Linked DNA regions of Homo sapiens: region 1 is linked to region 2. A link is a loop called in an ENCODE intact Hi-C map of the cell type or tissue named here. Cell type or tissue: HepG2. All regions are shown on one strand. Each heading gives the region's core, and the rest is flanking DNA. Links, peaks and the distances in the headings are about the cores only.

The links. Peaks named below come from ENCODE experiments on the same cell type or tissue, not always from the same donor. Only the 100,000 strongest peaks of a DNase experiment are listed, where the experiment ranks them.
Region 1: it touches region 2 in a loop (2.9-fold over the local background); 1 of 110 quality-filtered maps calls a loop at or near these places.

What each region holds. Positions count from the first base shown.
Region 1 is chr4:78,217,841-78,223,228 of GRCh38, reverse strand. All of the region lies in intron 2 of FRAS1 (Fraser extracellular matrix complex subunit 1), which reads right to left. Among named protein-coding and RNA genes, the nearest start is that of SNORD161, 68 kb to the left of the region's middle. RefSeq lists an enhancer at 1-849. In HepG2, for the core only: no CTCF peak of the experiment used is centred there; DNase peaks (open chromatin) are centred at 2,768, 3,218 and 4,758.
Region 2 is chr4:78,133,379-78,138,766 of GRCh38, reverse strand. All of the region lies in intron 2 of FRAS1 (Fraser extracellular matrix complex subunit 1), which reads right to left. Among named protein-coding and RNA genes, the nearest start is that of FRAS1, 79 kb to the right of the region's middle. In HepG2, for the core only: no CTCF peak of the experiment used is centred there; DNase peaks (open chromatin) are centred at 376, 2,096 and 2,496; H3K4me3 peaks cover 811 bases.

The sequences.
Region 1 (5,388 bases), core at 160-5,159, 84 kb before region 2:
CCAGGGATGCGGAGCCCATCCCCATTCCAAACCAAGAGGAAATTAACTGACAGTTCTGATGGGAATGACATACTGACTCAGTACTCAGACCAAGCAATCCACTCCCGCAGTCAGCAAAATACACACCGGTTGTATTCTCTAACAACACAAAAATGCTTCACTCGATTTGCTTCCAGCCTCACTGTTTGCCAGGAAGCCACCGAAAAGAAGCAGGTATCAAGTGTCTCAGAGGAAGACCCTCCCAGGGTTCATTGTTAAATCCAGAGGCAGAACCCAGAGCAATTACACTTCTGGTACAATTACCAGCATCACCCACTCCCTGCCAAGTGAGGAGGCTTGGCAGCTGAATAATACAGCTTTCATTTTACATTTCCAATCCAATTAGCTGACAGTACTAGTCAATTGGCTGAATAAAACAAAATGCAGCGGAAGTTGAAAGGCCTCTATGTGGTTTGCAGAGCTGTGCCTTTGAGAACAATGATAAGATGAAAGGGACTGAAAAGCAAATTAGGAGACCCACCGCAACAAAAGAGCAGGCTGCAGACAACCCACAGGTGGGATGGATGGTTTAAATGGCGCGTCAGAGATATTTAAGCTTACCACCCATCCCACCTACTGTTTGTTTTACTAATAGCAAGAAAATTAAATTGCCACCCCTGAACTTACTCACTGCCAGGTCTAGCTGGGACTTATTAGCATCGCCAGCATATACATGCAAAGGCAAACATTCTCCTAAGAACTTTTAGCCTTTCTTTCTGCCCTGCAGTCAACATTTACGGAGAAGTCGCTGTGTGCAAAGCCCGACTAGTGGTTAGGAGCTGTTACGGAAATAGAAGACAATGAGTTTCTGGGGAAGTTCATGGGCTCATCGGTGAGATGAAATGCACACGCATGAAATAAGCAGGAGACCACACAGTGGACAGCAACGGGAGAGGGGGGCAGCAAGCAACTTTGAATAACTGGACCATGAAAACTTGCTGACCAGTGCCAGAATCCTAGTGAATCCCACTGTGGTGTTCCAATAGATTCCACAGGAGTCCTCCCAAATTCTGGCTTGATAACTCCGTAACTCTTCCAGAGCTGAGCAGAATCAACCAGTGCCTTGAGCCCATTAATACATAGTCCAGATTGAACCAGGGCAGAGCTCCAGGGGGGCAGAGCTCCACGGCTCTGCCCTGCTCACCTGTATTCTTCCAGACCTTATACGAGGCTAATGACACCCACTGTTAACAGGGAAAGTTCTATCTGGTCACACTGAGGATAAACCTGAGACTTCCAGTACGGTTGAGGAATGATTCCATTAAAGACAGAGTGAACACTATAATTTGTTTCCTAGGCTTCATCCAAAATATACTATTTCAGTCTTTATTCATTTTTGGCCCCATGACTGACATACAATATGGGACTTACAGGGGTGTTGTGACCTTGTCCAAAAGCCTCATGTCAAATGTAGGAAAGAGGAAGTATTCATTAGCAAAGCAGGGTTTGCTGCAAAACTCTTTGTAGGACAATATGTCCCTGAATCACACTGTTCAACACACACAAGGTGGTTTAATAAGAGCCCCTTCTAAAAATGGGAGGACGGTGAGCCACACAATGCAAAGAATGAAATGAAGCTTGGCAAGGATCCATGTATATTTGTAGAAAATAACAGTATTTGGAGAATGAGGGTCCCTTCTAAGGCATACCAACTGGTTTATTTCTGAGATAACAGTTAGATCTTATAAACATGGAAAATGGCATCTTACTTAGATGATCTGCATAAATAAAGACAGAACATATGCAAATTTTTTAAAGTTTCTAATACATATGCCAAAAAACCCTCGGGTAATTCTACTTCAACTATCAATTAATCAGCCCAGAAGTTGTTTACCATCAAGTTAGCTTTGTGTACGTACAGTATTTATAATAAGTAAAGATGTTTTACAGAGGAGGAAAAAAATCTTACAATACTAATGGAGAACATGAAAGAAATTTGATATATTTAGCCTTTATAATAAATTCTATATTACCATTTCTTGAGTTAAAAAACATAACTGGTTATGTATTATTATTATTATTTTGAGAGAGTCTGGCTATGTCGCCCAGGCTGGAGTGCAGTGGCGTGATCTCAGCTCACGGCAATCTCTGCCTCCTGGGCTCAAGCCATCCTCCCACTTCAGCCTCCCAAGTAGCTGAGACTACAGGTGCACACCACCACATCTGGCTAATTTTTGTATTTTTTGTAGAGACAGGGTTTTGCCATGTCACCCAGACTGGTCTCAAATGCCTAAGCTCAAGCCATCTGCCCGCCTCAGCCTCCCAAAGTCAGTTGTGAGCCACCATGCCCAGCCTGTATTATTTTTTAATAAACGTGTTAATTTCTTTAAAAAGAAAGAAAAAGAAAAAAATGCTACTAGTATTCTTGAAATTTTCATAGTAACATTGATAAGAAATGTCTGTATTCTTGAGATGAGCTGCTAAATAAAATGGCTAGAGAGAGAGTAGGTACAATCAAAGGCTGCTCTAGTCTCACACCTTCAGATTAGAAGATTTACTGTCTGAATGGACTGTAATATTTTGTTGCTTTGATTGTTCTATTAATGAAATTAGATTATACAGAACATGAGAAATTTTCTCCATTTGGTTCCTTTTCCACAATACAGAAAAATCGCCACTACAGGTAAGAACAAGACTGTAGCTATACTCATAGTAGACAACATATTTTTTTAGAACTGCCTGGACTTGTCTCAACCTCGACATTGTGGGCCATTTGGTCTCTTGTAACTACTCAACTATGTAAACTCAACTTTGTCAACGTTGTAGAGAAAAAGCCACAGACAGTATGTAAATAAATCAGCAGGTCTATGTTCCAATAAACCTTTACTTGGGGGAACTGACATATCATTTTCATGTGTCACAAAATACTTTTATGATTTTTTAAGCCATTTAAAAATGTAAAATCCATTCTTGGCTGAATTTGACCAGCCATAGACTGAATTTGGCCCACAAGCTATAGTCCATGAACGTCTAATCTACTGCATCAGAAAAAGCAGAAGAAAATGTGAATCAACAAAATAGATTGTGTCTGTATCATTCAAAGGGATAAATGAGGGAACAGTGTTAAAGATTCTGGTCAATTTGGAGATGATAAAATGAGAGGAGTCTTCAAAGAGTTAATCATCTACTCCAATCCACATCACTACTGCCCTCTGACTCTTGAGCCTGCTGATAAAATTCCAGCTCCTGTTCCTGTCCTTGAGCTGTACTAGAGGATATGGGATGAGCAAGACTGTCATCTCCTCTGTCGGTGAGAATGATGGGCCTTCATTACCTGATTCTAGACTGAAAAGAAAAGTATTAGTACTTGGATACCTGCCTATCACAGAGCAAAACAAGTTTTTTTCTGCAGAGAAAACAAAAGGAACTAACTTCTGCCAATGAAAAAAACCTTCATGAAATATATTATCTATGGAGTGGCAGCAAAAATAGGCCCAACAAAATGTTAAGTTCCAAATTTGTAGCAGCAAGGCAATTACTTATCCTGACATCTTAAGTAAACTCTGGAGAAAACTCAACCTTCTCAACAAAGTTTATTATTGTTTCTCAAGGATGAAACAGGTATCTTACACAAATATATTTTAAATTCAACATGTTATTTAGATGCTTAATCAATCTGGTCTGGCAGGTGGCTCTTTTCAAAGCTTTTTTAAAATACACTTTTGTTTAGTAATATATACTATCTGTCCTAGAAACTGGCTGATATCTACATTACACATGATCAATTGTTGCTATGTCTAAAAGAAAAAGCAATTAGGAAATATATTATTTGTGGTTCTACTTCCACTGTTTATAAGCAGATAATACATTTTTTGTTGTCTTAAAAAAGTTTTAATATTTTTATTTTCTAAAATAATAGGTCTTTGGTGTGAAATAAAACATACTCATGAAAATTCAAATAGAATTCATTTGCTAAAAGACAAAAATGGCCTTAAATGAGGTAGAACTTCATTCTTAAGCAAATAAGTAATTCAGTCTGATAATAGATGTATAAGTAGGGCTGCAATTCACTGATATATTAATAGATCTTCCCTAATAAGAACATTAAATAGCATTTGGTTTATAGCATGAAAAAATAAAATTATCTCCAAGATGAGAAAGAAAAAAACCAGCAAAAGAATGTAATTACCATAGAAGCATTTCCTGAATTATACTGGAGCTGAAATCCTCTATTAGGGAAAATGAACCCTAAAATACACCATGTTCCCTCTATAAGAATAGAAAGAAATGTGTCTTTTGTAAACTTCAAGGTCATCTTTTGTGAATTGAAAGGATAAAGAATTTGTTTTAATGATCATTTTCTAAGAAATATCACATTTTATATTTGGAAAATCACACAGAGAAGGCAGACTCAGAATATTTGGATGCAAGCAAACTACATGTGTCACCTTCTCACTAATCTCCCAAACAAATTGGTTTCTTGTCCTCTCCCACAGGTGACAAGTGGGTGGCTCTGGGTTTGGAACAGTGCTGGATCAACATTTGTTTCAGTACCTCTGGGAAGACTGGTTTGACTGATTCTGGGGCTAACTCTCTGCAATCTCAAGAGTAGGGCCAGAATGACAGTGGATCCAAACATTCTACAGAGTAATTCTCTCAGATCTGCCATTAGACAAGATCCAGGAGCTAGGTCAGAACCTAGGTTTCAATCAGATATCATACGACAAACAGTATGCACTTGATGATCCATGTCCACACAGTCTGCAACTGTCCACTCCTGGCTTGGTGATGCAATGCTCACGTAATGAACTGTATTGAACTTGGGAAATGCATAGTCTACTCTTCTCCAATTCAGAATAGGTTGAACAAATCACAGCACATGTGAGCATATTTCCAGATATACCCCAAACTTTCTACCCTCTATGCACAAAAAGAGAGCTTTAGGGTAGCCTAGTGTGCTGTATTTCAAGCATAGACCCTTCTGAGATAGTTCCCCTCTCTCTGTGTGTGTATTCTCCAAAATCAATCAGATTTCTTAAGAGTCCAAGAGAGGAGAAACCAGGATGGACAGAATTATCATACTTCATTTGGTAAAATATTAACATAAATACAACTTGTGTGTGTGTGTGTGTGTGTGTGTGTGTGTGTGTGAGAGAGAGTGAGAGAGAGAGAGAAGGGAGAGAGAGAGGAAGAGAAGAGAGGAGAGGAGGGGGGAGGGGAGGGGAAGGGGAGGGGAAGAGAGGGGAGGGGAAGGGGAGGGGAAGAGAGGGGAGGGGAAGGGGAGGGGAAGAGAGGGGAGGGGAAGGGAGGAGAGGGGAAGGGGAGGGCAAGAGAGGAGAGGGGGAGGGGAAGAGAGGAGAGGGGAAGGGGAGGGCAAGAGAGGAGAGGGGAAGGGGAGGGGAAGAGAGG
Region 2 (5,388 bases), core at 173-5,172:
TGAGGGGCCCACCTTATCTCATATGCATTCATGTTCTCATGCACAGATTTATCTCATTTAATTCTCAAACAACCCTAGGGGAGAGATACTGAAGTACCTATCATTTATAGTCACAGAAACTGAGACTGAGAGATTAAGTCACTTGTCCAGGAACACACAATGGTAAGTGGCAGGGAATTATTATATAATAGTTGTGATCTTCTTATCAAGGCTGGAAAAGCCGTCGCTATTATGAAAACAAGCAGCAATAATATATAGTTAAGAGAAATTGCATAACCCTCCAGATATATTTCTCTACACATATCCTGGATGAAAGTCCAGGCTTATCAGTAATATCGCTGATCCCTAGGTTACTTTTCCCTGATCTTCTGACCACATCCTCACCAGATATTGGCATTAGGCCTAGTCCTCCAGAAACAACTGAGTTCTCACCCTGGACCTAAATGCTTCTATGGCCTTCCTTACTTTTCTTAGCTAAGCTCCACATTTGGGTGAAATAGGACTATGAACTAAAGTACTGTTTACTAGATGATCACTATCACTACTCAAAATGAGAGCAACTGCAAAAATTACGTGATGGGCAATTTGGCACCAGAGCCTCCAATGCCACTGGATATGAAGCTTTCTGCAGGCAAGGGATTGGAGGCAGACCCACCCTTCGGCCTGAAACCACCTGCAGAAGAAAGACAAGCTCCTGGTAGGGGAGTCCAGAGTTGGAAGCTCGCATCTCAGATTAAACCAGTGCACACTGGGTGCACCCGACCACTAATAACATGAACCTATTGCCCACTTGCTACTACCAATAAATACCATTCATCCGGCCTTCTGTATGTGCCAGGCACTGCACTAAGCATTTCATACTATTGCCTATATTAACTCTTAAAGCAATCTGGCAAGCTCCATGTTAACATCCCCATTTAACAGATAAGAATTCAGAAGCATAGAGAGCCTTAGTAATGTGTCCAAGGTGACACAGAGACAGGCTTAGAACCCAGTGCATCCTAACTCCAAAGCACGTACTATTAACCATGACTCACATTGCCACACACACACACCCAAATTCAGATGCTCAAATTCATCTCTCCTTCACAGAGTAAGTGAAGAGACACCCAACAATGCCAAGATGACTTACCAGATGTGGGGCCCCTTTGGGGCTCAATCCAGCCTCCCCAGACAGTACTTGAACCTTCCCTTGTCAATCACATCCATTTCTGAGAGACAGCACTATTATCATTCATAAATGAATAATCTATGATATTATTAACATAATTAAGATGGCATTTTTTAAAAAATAAAAAATCTATAATCTTCAACAGAAAAGTGATACAATCATTCTCTTTCCTTCATTATGCCTAAGAGAAAAAATATATATGTATACATATTTATATACACACACCAACACAGAAATATACATATATGATTAAAGAAGTTACTTTACTTAACATTTAACAAGAATTATTCAAATAATTCCCTGGAACCAACAGAGTCTATAAAGAGCCTCTGGACAATTGACTATGATCATGTAGGAGCTGGCATTAGACTCTTATAAGGTTTGCATCTTTTCCTTACCTGAAGGAAAAAACTGAATCAAAGGACTATGAAAGCCATGTAAGTATTGCCCAGCCCTGTTTAGGTTCAGTAAAAAACACACCCAGGTGGGTGATTCTTAGGTCAGGATTTTGAGATGTAGCATTAAATCTATTTCCTTTCCAGAGCTTTTCTTGCTGAGGAGGGATTTGTTTCAGATGGTGCAGTGCCAGTGGCCTCAGGCCCTGTGTGTGCTGGTGCCCACTCCACTGTGAAGACTTCTCATGAAGTCTCATTCACCCCTGTATCCCAAAACCGAGCACGGTGCTGGCGCACAGTAGGTATGCCAAAAGTACTTCTGGCATGAGGAATTAAACTGATAGGGTGGGGAAGCTCACACTGGAAGAGCTATTTAGTGTCATCATCTCCACTGTGCTTCAGTGTCAGCACAGCAGCTCTAAGAAGTCCTGTGGGAACTCTCCCAATGGCACACAAAAGAGCAAGACATCAGGGTGGTATGTCCAAGACTTGGGTTCTCCTGAACTCTGGCTCAAACATCTGCTCTGTCATTCATTAACTGTGTGGCCTTCGACATGTCCCATAATCTCTTTGAGCCTCTTCCTCATTCAAGAACTGGAGAGATTAGACTGCGTGCTGTCTAAAGTTGCTTCCAACTCTAAAGTGTTATAATCCTATTTTCCTTATTATCAGTCTCAGCCCAATACCTCCCCTTGCATGCCCCAAGTTATTAGTTTAAAAAGTATACAGTTGATCCTCATTATGCATGGATTCCGTAATTGAGAATTCTCCTAGTGGCCACAATTTATTTGTAAGCCCCAAATTAATATTTATAATGCTTTCACGGTCATTGATGGACATGCACAGAGCAGCAAAATCGTTGAGTCACCCAAATGCACACATTCCCAGCAGAGGTCAAACAAGGCAACACTCTGTTCTCCTGTTTCAGCTCCCATACTGTAGACAAGTGTCCTTTTCACAGTCTATTTAGTGTCCTGTTTTTCACAATGTTGTGCTTTTTGTGTGACTTCACTCTTAAAATGACCCATGCACACAGTGCTGCAGTGCTGTCTACTGTTCCTAAGTGCAAAGCTGTGATATGTCTTACAGAAAAAACACATGTGTTAGATATGCTTCACTCAGCCATGAGTTATAGTGCTGTTAGCCATGAGTTCAAAGGTGTGAATCAACAATATATATTAAGTAAGGTGTCTTAAAGCAAAAGCACACATAAAACACAGTTAGGTATCGATCAGCTGATGGAAATGTTGAGATCAGAGGCTCACAGGAGGATCCTAAACTTATATTTCCCTTAGGAGCAACAGTTCGGTATTTGTTAATTCAGTGTTCGTGGCAACTTTATAGAACATGACTATTGCAAATAATGAGAATTGACGGTATACCCTCAGTCCGGACTTCCACATACAGTTGTGTGGAAATGTAAATGACACCCCCTAGAGTTGTACAGTGTACAATCTGCCCAACCATGTGCAGTAGTGCTGTACTTGAGATATTATCTTGTTGGAATGGACAATATGGAGAAAAACAAAATGGAAACTTCTATCCTTAGCATACTCCAAATAAAAAACTCTTCTAGCACTCATGATGAAATTATTGCACATGACCTAGACTCCTGACATGAGTGAACCCATTTAGGAATGTGAGTGTCTCCTGAAATGCCTTTCCTCCATCCCTCTTATGCTTACATAAATATCCTGAATTTTGCAAGAAACAGCCCAAGTATTTCCATGCTTTCTCTGCAGATCAGTTTGTAACTGTCATTAATAATTTCAAATGATGTCCCTATGAGAAAGTTCTCCACAAATCCACTGCAGAAACACAGGCCAGTAGCAATAAATAATTCATGCATGCACCTGAAACTCCTACTAGGAGGATATACTGGGAGATTTTCTGAAAGGAGAAGGAACACAGAGGCAGGAAAAAGAGAAAATTAAAAGGAGAAAAAGAAAAGATGCAAGAAGGAAAGAGGAAGACTGACTATGACGGCAAGAGTTTTAGAAATAAATACTACTTCAGAAAGGCATCAGCAAGGTCAATCAAAATTTCTTTTTAATTTGCAAGTGCAGGGGGAAGTTTTTGGCTTATCTCTCTTTTGTAATATGGTTTGTTACTGTATATCTCAAATACACAGTCAGCCCCATGACATTGCTGATGATATAACAATTTCCTACAATTAAACCCTACCAGCATGCAATTGTCCTTTGAGACTGTCAGGATTCGGATTTTAAAAAAATAATAAAATAAAATAAAATAAGAACATTATTGTTAGACTTCTGAGCTTAGTCAGGCATGAGGGTTCAAATCTCACCCACATCACTTAAGGATAGATGGCTGCCAGTAAGTAGTTTAACTTTCAAACCTCAGACTTTTTGTTTGTAAAGTAGGGATAAATAACAGCACCTACTGCATCAGGCTGTTTTGAAAATTAAATGAGATAATGCATATATAGTACCTAATACCATACCTAGGATATTAAAATTATTATTTACCAATATGATATTATAATTGATAAATTACACACAGATCCAGGTTACTGGAAGCTTTAAATCCATAGGTAAAACCACAGCACAGAAAACATCTCACAGAAACACTTTTTGGGTTATCTATCATGAAAGGAGTGATTCAGGCAGGAGAAAGAAAAGAGAACAGCAATTTTCTTTTGAGTTTCTCAGGCTTTCCACTTTTCTTCTCTCATTGCCAGATAATGGATCAATGACTTTCCAGAAACCAAAACTAATCCTACAAGTAAAAATGATGTGATTACAGGCCCAGTACTTAGAAGCCACAGTGATATCTCATTGACATGAGAGGAAGAGACAAGTGACAGGAAAATAAACTTGAGTAAATGGACAGCAGATGAAGAAAAAAAACCTCTACGGCCAAAATCTGCACCAAGAGGAGGTCCTGAGGCACATTTAAAGAGATGCAGAAGAAGTGTCAGATGAACACAAATCCCGATAAGGCTCAAAACAGTGGGAGGAAGCAGAGTTGGCCTTCTCTGACCCATTTCATGTTTTTGTATACTACTGTTAATAGCCCGTCTCGAAACCCCACCTCTACAAAAATACAAAAAAATTAGCCAGGCATGGTGGTGGGCGCCTGAAGTCCCAGCTACTCGGGAGGCTGAGGCAGGAGAATGGCATGACCCGGGAGGTGGAGCTTGCAGTGAGCCGAGATCAGGCCACTGCACACCAGCCTGGGCGACAGTGCGAGAGTCCATCTCAAAAAAAAAAACAAAAAAAAAAAACCTAGTCCATCTCAGCTCCCTCACCTTTCTTAAAACCATAGGTATATACTGAGGATTCACAGTCAAGTAAAATGTTTGGATTAGGTGATGACCCAAAAGATCCTTTCAAAGCCCGTGATTCCTTTGTGCTTTAAAAGAAAGAGCAAAATTAAGTGACTCACTTGATCAGTGATGACAACAGAAACATATGTGTCTTCAGACCTTTAGCCCTAGGTTGGCCTCGTCATTTTGTTTACGTTGCTTATCTTGCACAGGCATATTTTTTAGGAAAATACACATTAAAAACATTTTGTGGGTATATAGTAGGTATATATATTTATGGGGTACATGAGATGTTTTGATACAGGCAGGCAATGTGTAATAATCACAGCATGGAAAATGGGGTATCTGTTCCCTCAAACATTTATCCTTTATATTACACACAATCTAATTTTTTTTTTTAGTTATTTTAAGATGCACAATTAAATTATTATAAACCATAGTGACTCTATTGTGCTAACAAATACCAGGCCTTATTCATTCATTCTAACTTTTTGTACTCATTAACCTTCCCTACCTCCCTCCCACCCCACTAC